Regions from separate parts of the Homo sapiens genome. Here region 1 is linked to region 2. The links are chromatin loops, found by intact Hi-C in ENCODE. Cell type or tissue: heart right ventricle. All regions are shown on one strand.

Region 1 (8,000 bases), 62 kb before region 2:
AAGCTATTCTCCTGCCTCAGCCTCCGGAGTAGCTGGGATTACAGGCACCCGCCACCACCCCTAGCTAATTTTTGTAGTTTTAGTAGAGACGGGGTTTCACGATCTTGGCCAGGCTGACCTTGAACTCCTGACCTCGTGATCCACCCGCCTCAGCCTCCCAAAGTGCTGGGTTTACAGGTGTGAGCCACTGCGCCCGGCTGGTTTATTTATGTAAGCATCAATGCATTTATTCAACAAACATTTATGAAGGCCTACTCCATGCTCAGTGCCAAGATAAAAAGTTGAGTAAGCCATGATCTCTATTTATAAGGAGCTCCTTTGATAAGGAAAACGTAAGTGTTTATATATATATGTGTGTGTGTATGTGTGTGTGTGCATGTGTGTGTGTTTGTACCTGAATTTATCTGTTGATTATTGATTATCTATCATCTATCTACCTATCTATCCATCCATCCATCCATCAATCGATAATGAAAACTAAATGTTTGGTAAGCATGAGGGGAACCTCCTCTGCATGGAAAAGTTAGAAAAGCATGAAAGCATTTGAGCTGGCCCCTAAAACTGTGAGTAAGACTTCTTTCTATCAAAAACCCTATTTTGGGGGAAGGGGGACAGCATACCCTGTTAAAAATCTACATTCTGACTAATAATAATGTGACTAATTTCTGGCCAGTGAGATGTGAGTAAATATGTGAGACTTCCAAGAAGTCTTCTTAAAGGGGAAGGAATGAATATTTTTCTTGTTTTTGCTTTCAGCCTGGAACTCAAATGTGATGGCTGAAGTCCTAGAAACCACCTTGAATTATGAGGTGTACTTAAATTATGGGGTGTACTTAAGTCATGTGCTGGGGGTGGTAAAACAGAGAAATAGGAGTCTGGGGCCTTGATACCTGTGGGGCTGCCACACCATCCTTGGACTGCCTCATTCTTGGCTTTTTTTATGTAAGAGAAATTTAAATTTGTATCTTGTATGAGACACAGGTAAGTTTTTTCATTATATATATATATACAAATCGAGGCCGGTCACAGTGGTTCACGCCTGTAATCCCAGCACTTTGGGAGGCCAAGGCTAGCGGATCACCTGATGTCGGGAGTTCGAGACCAGCTGACCAACATGCAGAAACCCCGTCTCTACTAAAAATACAAAATTAGCCGGGCTTGGTGGCCCATGCCTGTAATTCCAGCTACTCAGGAGGCTGAGGCAGGAGAATCGCTTGAACCTGGGAGGCGGAGGTTGCAGTTAGCCGAGATCATGCCATTGCACTCCAGCCTGGGCTACAAGAGCGAAACTCCGTCTCAAAACAAACAAACAAACAAAAACAAACCAACAACAACAACAACAACAAAAGAAAATCGAAATCTAATGACATAGATGCCGGGCGCAGTGGCTTGGTTGGGCACGGTGGCTCACTTCTGTAATCCCAGCACTTTGGGAGGCCAAGGCAGGCGGATCACCTGAGGTCAGGAGTTTGAGACCAGCATGGCCAACATGTTGAAACCCGTCTCTACTAATAATACAAAAATTAGCCGGGTGTGGTGGCAGACACCTGTAGTCCCAGCAACTTGGGAGGCTGAGGCAGGAGAATTGCTTGAACCTGGGAGGCGGAGATTGCAGTGGGTTGAGGTCACACCACTGCACTCCAGCCTGGGTGACAGAGTGAGACTCCATCTCACAAAAGAAAAAATAAAAAAGAAAGAAAGAAATCTAATGACATAGAGACTTAAACAGCATGACATGTTTGAAGAATGACATAAAGCTCATAATATTAGGTTGGGGTTGGACAAGGAGTATGGTAAAAATAAAGATGAATAGGTATTCTGAAAGGAGATTAATTAGGGTTTTGGATCCATATTGAAGGATTTGGATGTCTTTACAAACAAAAGGGATGTGATCATAATTGTTTCTTTGGAAACTGTATAGAAGGAGAGTGGGTTAGAAATAAGAGAAACATGGAGCAAGGAAATCATTCAGTAGATTGTTGCTAGAGTCCAACCAAAAAATGACAAAGGAGTAAAAGACATGGACAGATCAGAAGATAGTTCTGAGGCAGGAGAATAGGGAATTAGGGTAGCCAAGGGTTGGGGCATAAGCAAAGGAACAGCAGGTGCAGCCAGTTCTAGGCAAGACTGGGCTGCGTACAGGCCATATCTTCAATCCTGTGACAAGACAGATATTTCTACTTCAGCCTCTGATTGGTTGCAGGCCAATCCTTCATAGGATGTAACCAATTGGAGGCCTCTAAAGGGCACCTAGGGGTGTTGCCAAGTTCTTTTGGCTTTATAAAAATCCTAACTGGAGAGGCTCTTGTGCAGCTTGCTGGAGCCCAGTCCCACTCAGTGAGTTGTCTTCAATACATCTGTGCTTTCATTACTCCCTTATTCTGTTGCGTTGGCTTTGGTTGCTTCATTCTTTTGTTACTTTGTGCATTTTGTTCAATTATTTGTTCAACAGGCCGAGAACCTGGGCAACTCTATTCGGTAACAGTTCTAGGGCAGAACTGACCTCCCAGTGGATAAGGAGGATGGAGTTCATGATTCCCGCTTGGGCAGATGGTCATAGCATTAGCTAAAACAAAGACACGGTTGGAGAAATGGGTCAGGAGGCAGGTTCTAGTGAAGTCCTACAATTAACTATTTATCTTGTGACCTTACACAAGTCACTTAACCCCCATGAGTCTCACTTGTAGTAGTGATAAATAGGAAAAGTTGAACTCAGAAGTCCCTACCTCTTTTATAAATATATGTATTTATAAAATATAAAACATATATAATATATATTATAACTGGGGCCTGTTGCGGGGTGGGGGGAGGGGGGAGGGATAGCATTAGGAGATATACCTAATGTTAAATGACGAGTTACTGGGTGCAGCACACCAACATGGCACATGTATACATATGTAACTAACCTGCACGTTGTGCACATGTACCCTAAAACTTAAAGTATAATAATAAAAAAGTAAAAAATATATATATTATATAAATGTATATTTATAAAATATAAAACATATATTATATAATATATTGTATAATATATGTATTATATTATATATTTTATAAATATATACAATATATAAATTATAATTTATAAGTATAAATTTATAAATATATAAGTGTACAAATTATAATACATATATTATATATCCATATATAGTATATAGTATATTATATTATATATTTATTATATATATATATATATATATATATATATATATATATATATATCCATTTCACAAAACAGTTAAATTCCCATGGTTCTGTGTGGTGACATCTCAAGGAACAGAAGCTGTTGATTCAACTCCACATACCAGGACGCAAGCTCTCACATAAAACATCTGAGGAACTATTCAACAAATTTATAGTTGATCCTTTTGTTAAAAGTCTATACATTTCCTTTTTATTTTAGTAAATAGGCAATAGATTCATACAACTTGAATGGAAAAGAGGCCGACAGATACATTCGGTCTATTTTCCAGAGCCTGAAGCTCCTAGGAAAGAATATGAATTAACTCAGTCAATGTGGCTGGGTGAAAATTACACTATGTAAATAGATGTCGGGAAAATTAATAGATTATCCTCATACTTACATCACTGTGCCAATTATTAGAATCCAAAATAAATATCTAGAAAGGTTTCTAGTTATAAAATCTCAGATTGTATAGATTACTTTTTCTTTTGCACAAATTTTGGGAGTTGAACTGCCTCTTTTACCATACCCATGCCCCCAAATCAAGGTCCTAGCATCCTCAATAAGAATTTGTTCTTTTAGGTAGCATTTTTGTTGTTGTTGTTAAAGCTTGAGATTTCAAACTGAATTGCTCTGCAAGGGTTTTCTCATCTTAGGTATAATAACAGAGTGGTGAAGGTGAGGTATGGGAATTCATTGAGTTGATGTTAAAAAAGTCCTTCAGGCTATGGGAGCCCTGATATACTCCTCTCCTCAAAAGCTAACTTTATCCATACATTCCTTTATTTAATATTTATTGAATGTCAGCCAGTCTTATGGATCACAAAAAATGGAACAGAAAGTAGAAAGATAAATATTTCTACCCTCATGGAGCTTATGATAGTCTAGCACAGAGGAGCAGAAACGGGTAATAATTTAAATGTAAATTCTGGGTTGGAATGTGGTAAGTACTAAGGAGAGAAAAATAGCACAAGAAAAAGGGATTGTATATATTAGATTATTTTTTAATTATCTTTTTTATGGGGCAACACCTTTTTCTGTAAAATAGAATGAGTGCTTCTGATTGTGCGTATTAAAGAGGAAGATTAAAACTTTAAATAAGGTTTCCAGAAAGGCGTCACCAAGAAGATGAGTAAGGACCTGAAAGAAGTGGCCTAAGGATGTGAGGCCTATATTTGAGGAAGAGCAATCCAAGCCGGTACAAAGGCACTGGGGCAGGAAATTCCGCAGGCCGTTTGAAAAACAGGAAGCAGGCCAATGAGAGAAGGGAGTGGACAGGGGAGTTGAGAGAGTTAAAGAGGTAACAAAATAAGAAGCTGAGATGTGAAGCCTAAGGGATCTCCATCAGATTGGATGGGACAATAATAAAGTCATTTCTAATGATTTGCCAAGTTACAAAGCAGAAGATGAAGTCATGGAAAGCTGCTGAGATATCAGGGAGCTAAAATGTCCCATGTTTTAAAGAAAAACCCATTCTCTACCAGACTTTTTTATTTCTGTACTGATTTTAAATTTAGCTATGAGAATAAAACTAAAGAAAACTGACTTCAGGGAAGGTCAGGAACTCAGCTGTTAAAAAGCCTTTCTAAGGAAGATATGCAATATTTTCCAGCTGTGCTTAGACTAAATTCATTAGGTTTGTCCATGGTGAATGATGAGCTCTAACAGTCACTCACAGCTCTGTGATGCTGCAAGTCATCTACCCCTCTGCTGCTTTCCTGGTCTCCATCTTATTCTGCCTTGATTTTTTTTTTTTTAATAAACCCATCATCCCATTCAGCCTGATTTCTACTGCAGGCTGAGTTCTGCAATGAGTTCTCAGCCCACAATGAAATTTTCATCAGCTGAGTCATTGTAGTTGAATAGACATAGTCCCGTCCCCAGGAAGAGGACAAGATGACCTAATTGGGCTTTTTCATTTCTACCACCAGTGATACCATGAATACAACACAATAAGTAGTGTGCTTAGCATTGTAAAAGAGTAGAACTTCTCTATATTTAAAATAATCAGTGCTCAGTAGAAGCAGAACAGTGTAAATTAGTGACTCTAACACTGGAAGTTAGAACATGAAAGTTTAATTCCTAGTTTTATTACTGATTTACCATGAGATCTTAATTGATGTGTGGCATTGTCCTCAGCCTTATTGTCTATAGCTGGAGAATCTAAGCCTTCTTTTATTCTGTAGCTTCTGATTATTGGCACTATCAGAAATGAGAAGGAGCACAGTAATCAAAGCCATTTCCATTTGGCTCAAGAATTATTAATTTACTTTTGTGAAACTGACTTTTTGGGAAGTCACACCATTTGAAATTAGAGTATAAAGCACGCTGTTGATTCCAGAAAAATTAGAAATTATATGTACTGTATATGCTTTGTATCTCATGACCTTCCTCCCTTTCTTACTCCTCTTTCTTCCTTCCTTTCTCCTCTTTTTTCCTTCTTTCACCGCCCAAAGTAAATCTGCCTTTCCTCTTTATTTTCAAGCAAGCTTTCTAGATCACACCTTGTCTAGAGGCTGGAAAATAATTTAGTTTTTAAGAAGGGAAGTTGGAACCCCCTGGACTTTAAATACTCATGTTTATAACATCTTTTCTCGGATAAAATAGCAGGTTAAACAAAAAACAAAACCCAGGTAACTAGATCAGATTATAAGTACCAGCATCCAAGGTCAGAAAAATCCATGCACAACAGTTTCCATGGACTACCCTGCTTTGAGTAGACCAAGGAAGCAGTCAGCAGAGGCAGGCTTTTTGCTGGATGCAATGAATGCAAGGCTTACTTTTGAACTTAATATCATCTAGCGTCTTATCTCAATTCTAGATGAAATCTAAAGTATTTTCCTTCCTCCAGTAATCCAAGTTACCTACTATCTAGGCCTCTTAAAAACAGGAAGTCTTAGAAAGTACCCTCAGAAGTATTTAAGGAGCTGAACACAGTGGAAGTTTTATATATGTATGTATATATATATAATATATATTATATATACATAAAATATATATATACTTTAAGTTCTGGGATACAGTGCAGAACGTGCAGGTTTGTTACATAAGTTTACACGTGCCATGGTGGTGTGCTGCACCCGTCAACCATCATCTACATTAGGTATTTGTCCTAATGCTCTCCCTCCCCTAGCCCCCACCCCCTGACAGGCCCTGGTGTGTGTTGTTCCTCTCCCTGTGTCCATGTGTTCTCATTGTTCAACTCCCACTTATGAGTGAGAACATGCAGTGTTTGGTTTTCTGTTCCTCTGTTAGTTTGCTGAGAATGATGGTTTCCAGCTTCATCCATGTCCCTGCAAAGGACATGAACTCATCTTTTTTATGGCTGTATAGTATTCCATGGTTTACATGTACCACATTTTCTTAATCCAGTCTATCATTGATGGGCATTTGGGTTGGTTCCAAGTCTTTGCTACTGTAAATAGTGCTGCAATAAACATATGTGTGCATGTGTCTTTATAACAGAATGATTTATAATCCTTTGGGTATATACCCAGTAATGAGATTGCTGGGTCAAATGATATTTCTGGTTCTAGATCCTTGAGGAATTGCCACACTGTCTTCCACAATGGATAAAAACCCTAGAAGAAAACCTAGCCATGCAGTGGAAGTATTTAAGGGGCTGAATGCAGTGGCTCATGCCTGTAATCCGAACACTTTTGGAGGCTGAGACAGGAGGATTGCTTGAAGCCAGGAGTTCAAGACCAGCCTGGACAGTATAGTGAGACCCAGTCTCTACAAAAATTTTTTTTAATAAAAAATTAAAACATTAAAAAAGAAGGGCAAAGTGCCATGATATATAAAGTTTACCCTTGAATGGTTTCCAGGGAAAAAAATCTAGACAGATATCACAAATGATAAAGCAAATGGAGTTAAATGTTAATAATTGATGAATCTGGGAAAAAGGTATATGAGTGTTATTTGTACTATTTTTATTTTTGCAACTTTTCTGTAAGTTTGAAATTATTTCTACACATATATATAAAGCAGGTACTAACAGTATAACAGTATTTTGTATATATATATTACACATATGTATGAGTCTATATATGTACATATTACGTGCATAGAGAAAGCTCTAAAAGAAAAGGCACTAAGGTATTACAAAGAGGATATCCAGGTGGAGGGAATGTAAAGTTTTATTTTTCTCCTGCCTATATTAGTTTTCTACATCACACACATACTATATCTGTAATAATAAACATATTTTTAAAGAGCAAGTAAATGAAAACCAGGAAAATATACCATTTGTATTACAAGGAACACCAAAATTTTGGCCATAAGTCCTTCAAGAGGACTTACGAATCATAAATTGCTTTGACTCCTTTTGAGCAATGCTCTTACCATCATATATAAAGAATCTTTAGGGATGTGCAGCCACATATGTTGATGCTGAGGCCTGATTTATAATAAACACTAAATATGTCAGCTAGGTCAACCACTCACCATGGTGTCTGGTTAGGTCTGGATGAGCATGAATTTAAGTATATTGCTATTCATTCATACCTCAAATCCACCTCATTTACGTGTCCCTGAAATTTGTCAGTAATGGTTTGTCTTAGGTGAAATTACCAAGGTGTGAGTAGTATATGAGGTTGCAATCCAACAGACAATGGCTGGTGAATACCACTGGCTTGTTTCCCTTCTTTGACTGGACATAACAGCTCCCAGACCTCAATTTTGACATCCATACGGGTAACAAAGGCATAGCAGGGTTCGTGAAGGCCAAGTTAAGTTTCCCCAACTGCCTTTCACTGCCTGGTTTCAGGCTTTCAAGCAGCAATCCCTGAAAAGTTGGAGAGGCCACATGGCCATC
Region 2 (8,000 bases):
ACTTCGGCCTTCCAGAGTGCTGGGATTACAGGTGTGAGCCACCGCATCCGGCCATAAGCCTCTTTTTTTAAGGTAGGTACTCAGCTAGGTGCAATGGCTCATGCCTATAATCCCAGCATTTTGGGAGGCCAAGGTGGGAGAACTGCTTGAGCCTAGGAGTTCGAGACCAACCTGGGCAACATAGTGAGACCCCCACCTCTACAGAAGATTTTTTAAATTAGCTGGGTATGGTGCCATGTGCCTGTGATCCCAGCTACTCAGGACATTGAGGTGAAAGGATGTCCTGAGACCCGAAAGTTGAGGCTGCAGTAGGCTGCGATTGCATGACTACACTCAGCCTGGGTGACATTGCAGGACCCCTTCTAAAAAAATAACAAAAAGAGAGAGAGAGAGAAGGTAGGTACTGACTGGATGTGGGAGATGAAGGAGCAGTCAAGGATAACCACAGAATTCTGGTTTACTCTACTGCGTGGAAAGATGCAGCATTCACTGAGAATACAGAATACCATATCCAAATGTTCAGAAGGCACAGGGACATTTGAGGCTTGACCGGATCCTCTAGCAGTAGCCTAGTTTAATTATTTAAGACAAAATGAAAGTCTTATTTGCTCCATGTTGTCTTCCATGTGATTCCACAATATTCTGTTTGCCTTTGTGTTTCCTATGCTGCTGATACGGTTTGGATTTGGGTCCCCACCCAAATCTCCTGCCGAATTGTAATCTCCAGTGTTGGAGCAGGGGCCTGATGGGAGGTGACTGGATCATGGGACGGATTTCGCCCTTGCTGTTCTCATGATACTGAGTGAGTTCCCATGAGATCTGGTCGTTTAAAAGTGTGTAGCAACTCCCGCTTCTCTTGCTTCCTCCTGCTCTGGCCATGTAAGACGTGCCTCCTTCCTTTTCGCCTTTTGCCGTGATTGTAAGTTTCCAGAGGCCTCCCCAGCCATGCCTCCTATACAGCCTGCAGAACTGTGAGCCAATTAAACCCTTTTCTTTATAAATTACCCAGCCTCAGGTAGTTCTTTACAGCAATGCAAGAATAGACTAATACAGCTGCCTAAAGATTATTCCCCATTTTATCAATTGAATATCTACTTCAGTGTAATTTCTGTGTATAGTTCCCTAATTGTTCCAGGCTCTGTGACAGAAAGGTCATTTGCCCACATGACAGCTGTTGCCCTCCTTACCTGCAGAACACCAGTTTTATTAGGGATGATGATGATTTCAGACACACCTAATCAATCCTTACTGCTAATAAGCCAATCATGTCAATTCCACTGCATTTTTCCATTTACTTTCCCAATTTTCAGTGAAGCTAGCCATGGCCATGGGACCCTTTTCTTGCAATTAAATTTAAAACAGAATTTACCGGAAGTTTTCTAGGAAAACTTTTCCTCCCAAGTAAGAAAGAAACTCCTTTTTCCTCCAACTTGTCCCCTTATTCCTCCTTGGAATGCCAAGGTTGGGGATATGATGCTTAAAGCTACAGGAGCTGTGTTGCAGAATAATTAAACTTGCCAAAGCCAAAAGAGAGAACATCCTGTATCTTGTTGTTGAGTTCATTCAGCCTTTGCCCATAACCGGGAACTACCTGCCTCCTGACTGCTGATTAAACAAGATAACAAAGATCGTTATTGCTTAAACCACCGTTAGCTGTGTGTTCTGATGTTTGCAGCTGAATGATATGGGTGTCTAAATCTTTTGTCTCCAAATTTGAAGGCAAGAATCAAGTACTTGGTTTCCGTTTTTTTTTTTTTTTTTTTTTGAGAGGGAGTCTCGCTCTATTGCCCAGTCTGGAGGGCAATAACGCAATCTTGGCTCACTACACTCTCCGCCCCCCAGGTTCAAGTGATTCTCCTGCCTCAGCCTCTTGAGTAGCTGGGATTACAGACACCTGCCACCATGCCCAGTTAATTTTTGTAATTTTAGTAGAGATGGGGTTTTGCCATGTTGGCCAGGCTGGTCTCAAATCCTGACCTCAGGTGATCCACCCGCCTTGGCCTCCCAAAGTGCTAGGATTACAGGTGTAAGCCACCGTGCCTCGACGTGTTTGGTTTTCTTTAACATTTGACTTTAATTAATTTGTCAAAGTGATTACTACTTCCCTTTTCCCGTGTACATTTTCTCAGCTTTCCCTTCAGAGGGCTGCATAGGAAACTACATTCTAAAGAAGACTGAGCATACACTGAGGCAGAAACTGGCAGCTTACAGCATGTTTGCAAGTTGAAGCATGGGAGGTAGCTTTTGCTTCCCCCCAACAGCTGAGACTAAGAGAGTCAACGATGTCTACAAATCAACCCCACTTTCCAATAATAATGACTACATTTATAAAGCTAAAATTCATATGATTCTTACAATGTGCCAGCTGCGGTTCCAATTTTTATCCTCATAACAGCATAATGACATTAGTACTTTTAATCCCTCCATTTTACAATGATAAAACTGAGTCACAGAGAGGTTAAGAAATTTACCTGAGGTCACAGAGTTTACAAGTATTAGAGATGGGATTTGAACCCAGGCATTTTGAAACTGGGTACTAAGTCACATGCTGCTCAGACAGCTACAGATACAGCTTTTTATCTGCAGGCTCTGCTTTAGGGAACTAGTACAACAAATACCTCATTATACTGAAAAATATACATTGAGTAGTATCTTATAAGAAAATCTACAGCTCATCCAAAATCTCTCCCCAACCCCAGCCAAAAGAAAAGAAAGAAAGAAAACAAAATCCACAGCTCATATTTTAAAACAGAATCAGGGAGCAATTGTTAAATGGTGTGGTGTATTAATCAGGTTCTCTAGAGGGAGAGGACTAATGGGATAGATGTGTACATGAAAGGAGTTTATTAAGGAGTACTGACCAGCCTGGCCAACATGGTGAAACCCCATCTCTACTAAAAATACCAAAAAAACTAGCCGGGCGTGGTGGTGCATGCCTGTAGTCCCAGCTATTCAGGAGGCTGAGGCAGGAGAATTGCTTGAACCCAGGAAGCGGAGGTTGCAGTGAGCTGAGATTGTGCCACCGCACTCCAGCCTGGGCAATAGAGGGAGACTCCGTCTCAAAAAAAAGGGAGTACTGACTCACACATCCACAAGGTGAAGTCCCACAATAGGCTGTCTGCAAGTTGAGGAGCAAGGAAGCCAGTCCAAGTCCCAAAACCTCAAAAGTAGGGAAGCCGACAGTGCAGCCTTCAGTCTGTGGCCGAAGGCCCAAGAGCCCCTGATAAACCACTGGTGTAGGTCCAAGATTCCAAAAGCTGAAGAACTTGGAGTCTAATTTCAAAGACAGGAAGCATCCAGCACAGGAGAAAGATGGAGGCCAGAAGACTCAGCCAGTCTAGTCCTTCCATGTTCCTCTGCCTACGTTTATCCTAGCTGCACTGGCAGCTGACTAGATGCTGCCCACCCAGAATGAGGGTGGGTCTGCCTCTCCTAGTCCACTGACTAAAATGATAATCTCCTTTGGCAACACCCTCACACACACACCCAGGAACAATACTTTGCATCCTCACTCCAATCAGGTTGACACTCAATATTAACCATTACATATGGTCAATGTTGTTCAAAACATTATTTAAAATTACATTTTACAATCATTTTGATAAGCTTTTGTGATGCTGGAGCAGCATCCTGATAAGTGTATCACTTGTGAAAGCAATACATTACAACCTGTTTTTATACTACTCTATTCTTGCTGTAAACAAATTTCTACTTTAGAAGAGTTCAAAGGACCATAAATGTTGTCTAGAAACATGGAAAATACTTAAAGAATAATGGAGTCCAAGGGCAAGAATCTACATCTGTGAAGTAAAATATGTACAAAAATTATTTGTAACATTTTTCAGTGTTATTTTTAGAATTATCTTAGGATTTGCCCAGAATCTGTTAATAAAATAATTTACAGTGTCACAGACAAAAGTTTTTGTCTTAAAGAGTTTCACATTTTCTGAATTTAGAAAAAGTACTAAAAATAGACCAAGAAGCCAGAGAAACCAGCTTTACCCAAGACTAACAATGTCACATTTAGAAAATTAGATGTTTTATTACTCATTCTGAAGGTTAGGATAATGACCCAGCTTCCTGAATTATACCAGAAGTCTAGTTGTGGTCAGGAAATATCAACGGTTGCATAGCGACCCATGCTCTGGACTGGAGAAAACATAGTGTTCATGGAATTTTGTCCTTTCCTCTAGTGCTGGTTTGTGTGCTGTTTCTTGTTCAGGAGCATAGGAGCTTAGAAAGTAATTTCCTTAAAAGATAATAGGCAGCCAGTTAGGTCTGCCTGTGGTCCCATCCTCACCTTCTAAGAAGCAATTCTGAGATTACATCAATTGACAGAGGATTATTTTTATGAAGTTGAATTAAATACAAAGCCCTCAACTTCTTCACCAATCCTTTTTAAAACTCTCCCACATTGAAACAAGAGTTTTGGCACCACACTCAGAAATGAATGTTGAAAACTGAATTGTTTAATCATGTTGTTTTATCTCTCTTCTGCCTAATTTTATTCTTTTTAACATATATTTTAATGCAAAATATTTCTACATGGTTTATTCTGAAAAGCAGTAATCAATTGATCCCTCCCCTTTTCTTTCTCTTCCATAGGGGCAACCATTTCCAACTATTCTGGCTTTTAATTTTAGCATTTAACTCCTTATCTGCAATTAATATATTTATAATGCTAATTGATAATTTTTAATTTTAGTCATTTATTAAATTTCCTCTGCAGAACATGAGAACTTAGCTTCCTTTCATGCTTATCCCTCCCCAAAGTACAGATTTTTCTCTTTCTTTCATCCTTCTTATAAAGATAAAACTTAATTTTAATAAAATATTCAGTATTGCATCATAATGACTATGTTAAATACTTTCGAACCTAAGCCATGATGCTTTTTTTCTTTTTGTATAACTTTTTAGTTTACTTAATATGTACCTACATTACCTGGGTTTCTGGGTATCTAGCAGACTTAATGTCACTGGTAGAAGTGCATTATACTAATTTCATTTCTTTGTGGTGCTCTGACCTTCCCATCAAAACTGGACTACTCAACTCTAGGCCTGCTGCCTAGCCATCATCACAGCATCCCTCTATCATTCTTCCATGATATTCCCTTTTCTCTCACTTGTGTTGGGTATCCTGAAGTTCATTTTTCTCTCTCTCAGTTTTCTCCTTCTGGAATAGTACATTCTCCCATAGCTTCCTAAGAAATGGTAAGCTGTAAGTTAATTTTCTAAGAATATTCATTTCTGGAATGCCTTATTTGTTCACCAAACAAATCTTTTTTTTTTTTTTTTTTTAGAGACAGGGTCTGACTCTGTCACCCAGGCTGGGGTACAATGGCATAATCACGGCTCACAATTCCTGGGCCCAAGCGATCCTACTGCCTCAACCTCCTTAGTAGCTAGGACTATGGATGGGCACCACCATGCCTGGGTAATTTTTTTTTTATTTTTATTTTTTCTGAGAGAGAGTCTCGCTCTGTCACACCAGGCTAGAGTGCAGTGAGTGGCGCAATCTCGGTTCACTGCAACCTCCACCTCCCAGGTTCAAGCGATTCTCCTGCCTCAACCTCCCGAGTAGCTGGGACTACAGGCGTGTGTCACCACGCCCAGCTAATTTTTTGTATTTTTAGTAGAGACGGGGTTTCACTATGTTAGCCGGGATGGTCTCAATCTCCTGACCTCGTAATCTGCCCACCTCGGCCTCCCAAAGTGCTGGGATTACAGGCGTGAGCCACAGCACTTGGTTATGCCTGGGGAATTTTTTAAAATTTTTTCTACAGAAGGAATCTCACTATGTTGCCCCAGCAGGTCTTGAACTCCTGGTCTCAAACATTCCTCCCCCTCAGGCCTCCCAAAGTGCTGGGGTTATAAATCTGAGCCTCTAGGCCTAGCCACCAGACAAATCTTGACTCATGTCTCAAGATAGGTCAGTTCTTACCTTCTCAAGGAAAACTTTTCTGATTGCTGTTGGCAAAGTTAAGCTTTATCGCCTATGTGCTTCTATATAATTTCATTCATTCACAAATTTACTTATTCATCTACCCATTCATTCATTCATACATCCAGCAAATATTTATTGAATACTCTCAAAGGCCAGGCACTGGCTAGGGACAAAGTTGAAGAAATCACACTAGATTTGAGTTTGTTCATGCAAGAGAAGCCAGTAAAAGAGACTGAGAAAGGGGCCAATGACAAAGGGCCAATCAGACAAGTGTGATGTTACAAAAAAGGGAGTGTTTTGTGAAGAAAAAGATAATCGACTTTGTTAGATGATATTGAGAGGTATAGTAAGATAAAAACCAGAAGTATGCACTTAAGGTAACAACACAGACATCATTGATGACTTTGGTAAAAGCAATTTCTTTGGCGTATTGGGCAGGAAACTTCACTGAAGCAAGCTGAAAGAAGAAATCAGGGAAGCAGAGATAGAAAACATAGGTAGCTCTCTGGAGAATTGTCTGGCAAAGGGAGCAGAGAAGTGACGTCGTATTTGATGAAGAATGTGTGGTTAAATCACACACACAAAAAAGTGCAGCATGGAAAATGCTGCTAGGACTCATCTGATAGAATCGGAGAGGCTGAGATGTAAGAAAGAGGGGCCCCCAAAGAATCTTCTAGCTCTCGCTCTTTGTCACTCTCTGTTCAACCCTATATATCTGTCTTCTAGGTGATGATTTTTTCCCTTATTTTGTTCATTGTTGTAAATTAATTATGAGTGGAACATTCAATAGATTTCTCAAAATCAAAATTAGGTTCATTTTTTCCTAATTCAACTTCTCAGTCCACTGAAATATTATTTATCCCTGGGATAAAGTTCTGGCCCTACTTAAAAATGATCTGAGCTTGGGCAGGTGACATAACTAAGTTTGCTACAGTTTCATTAAAATAGGCTTAATAGTAACACTTAACCATAAACTGTTTTAAGACTTAAATGACACACTAGTAGGCCGGGCATGGTGGCTCATATCTGTAATCCTAGCACTTTGGGAGATGGAGGCAAAGTGGATCACTTAAGCTCAGGAGTTTGAGACCAGCCTGGGCAACATGGTGAAACGCTGTCTCTACAAAAAAAAATACAAAAATTAGCCAGGCGTAGAGACTCATGCCTGTAGTCCCAGCTACTTTTGGGGCCGAGGTTGGGGGAGCGCTTGAGTCCAGGAGACAGAGATTGCAGTGAGCCGAGATTGCACCACTGCACTCCAGCCTCACTAGTAAAGCACGTAGAACAATGCCTGATACACATTAAAGACTCAATAAATATTAGCTGTTGTGTGGCTATTGTTGTCATCATCAATCAACTCTCTCTTCTTAATTGTCATCATTGTCATTTGAGGCTGAGAAGGGAGGAGAACGGGTGGCTGCAAATAAATAACATTTTGCCTAAAACCTGTCCCCTTAGGTGGAGGTAGGGGCACATTTTCACTTTTGTTTGACCTATCACACACACACACAAATGGAATGCTCATGTGTGGCACCAATTCTGATGTTATAATGTTCAAATTTTTCCATGTTGGAGTTTTAAAGGATTAAGCCAAATATAATTTTCTGTGAAAAATATAAAGTCTGAAGTCTCTATAAATTTTGTATATGAAATAAAATTACTTTTGAGTTTATTGCCTTCAACTGTAGCTCAAGAAAACAGCAAAATAGCAAAACCAGGCAGTTGTGTGGTCTTTTGCTAACTCTTTGAAAAAACTACTTGTCATATCTGTCCACTTTACCTGCCTTATAAGTTTATTTCAGGATGCTCTCTCAGGCTTCCAACCCTGTTTACTGAAATTCTGTCTCCTGCCAAATCACTTTATTTTTTCATAATACAATGAAAAATGTCAATTAACAAATAGTAACTAACAATAGAAGATTTAATGTTTTAAAATGTGAGAATGAGCCAGGCACGGTGGCTCACGCCTGTAATCCCAGCACTTTGGGATGCCAGGGTGGGTGGATCACCTGAGGCCGGGAGTTCAAGATTGAGACCATCCTTGCCAATGTGGTGA

Evidence for each region. Peaks named below come from ENCODE experiments on the same cell type or tissue, not always from the same donor. Only the 100,000 strongest peaks of a DNase experiment are listed, where the experiment ranks them.
Region 1: it touches region 2 in a loop (4-fold over the local background); 1 of 110 quality-filtered maps calls a loop at or near these places.

The regions. Positions count from the first base shown.
Region 1 is chr3:109,190,974-109,198,973 of GRCh38, forward strand. No RefSeq gene overlaps it. Among named protein-coding and RNA genes, the nearest start is that of LINC00488, 17 kb to the left of the region's middle. In heart right ventricle, no CTCF peak of the experiment used is centred here; no DNase peak of the experiment used is centred here.
Region 2 is chr3:109,253,372-109,261,371 of GRCh38, forward strand. No RefSeq gene overlaps it. Among named protein-coding and RNA genes, the nearest start is that of DPPA2, 59 kb to the right of the region's middle. In heart right ventricle, no CTCF peak of the experiment used is centred here; a DNase peak (open chromatin) is centred at 3,178; H3K27ac peaks cover 576 bases.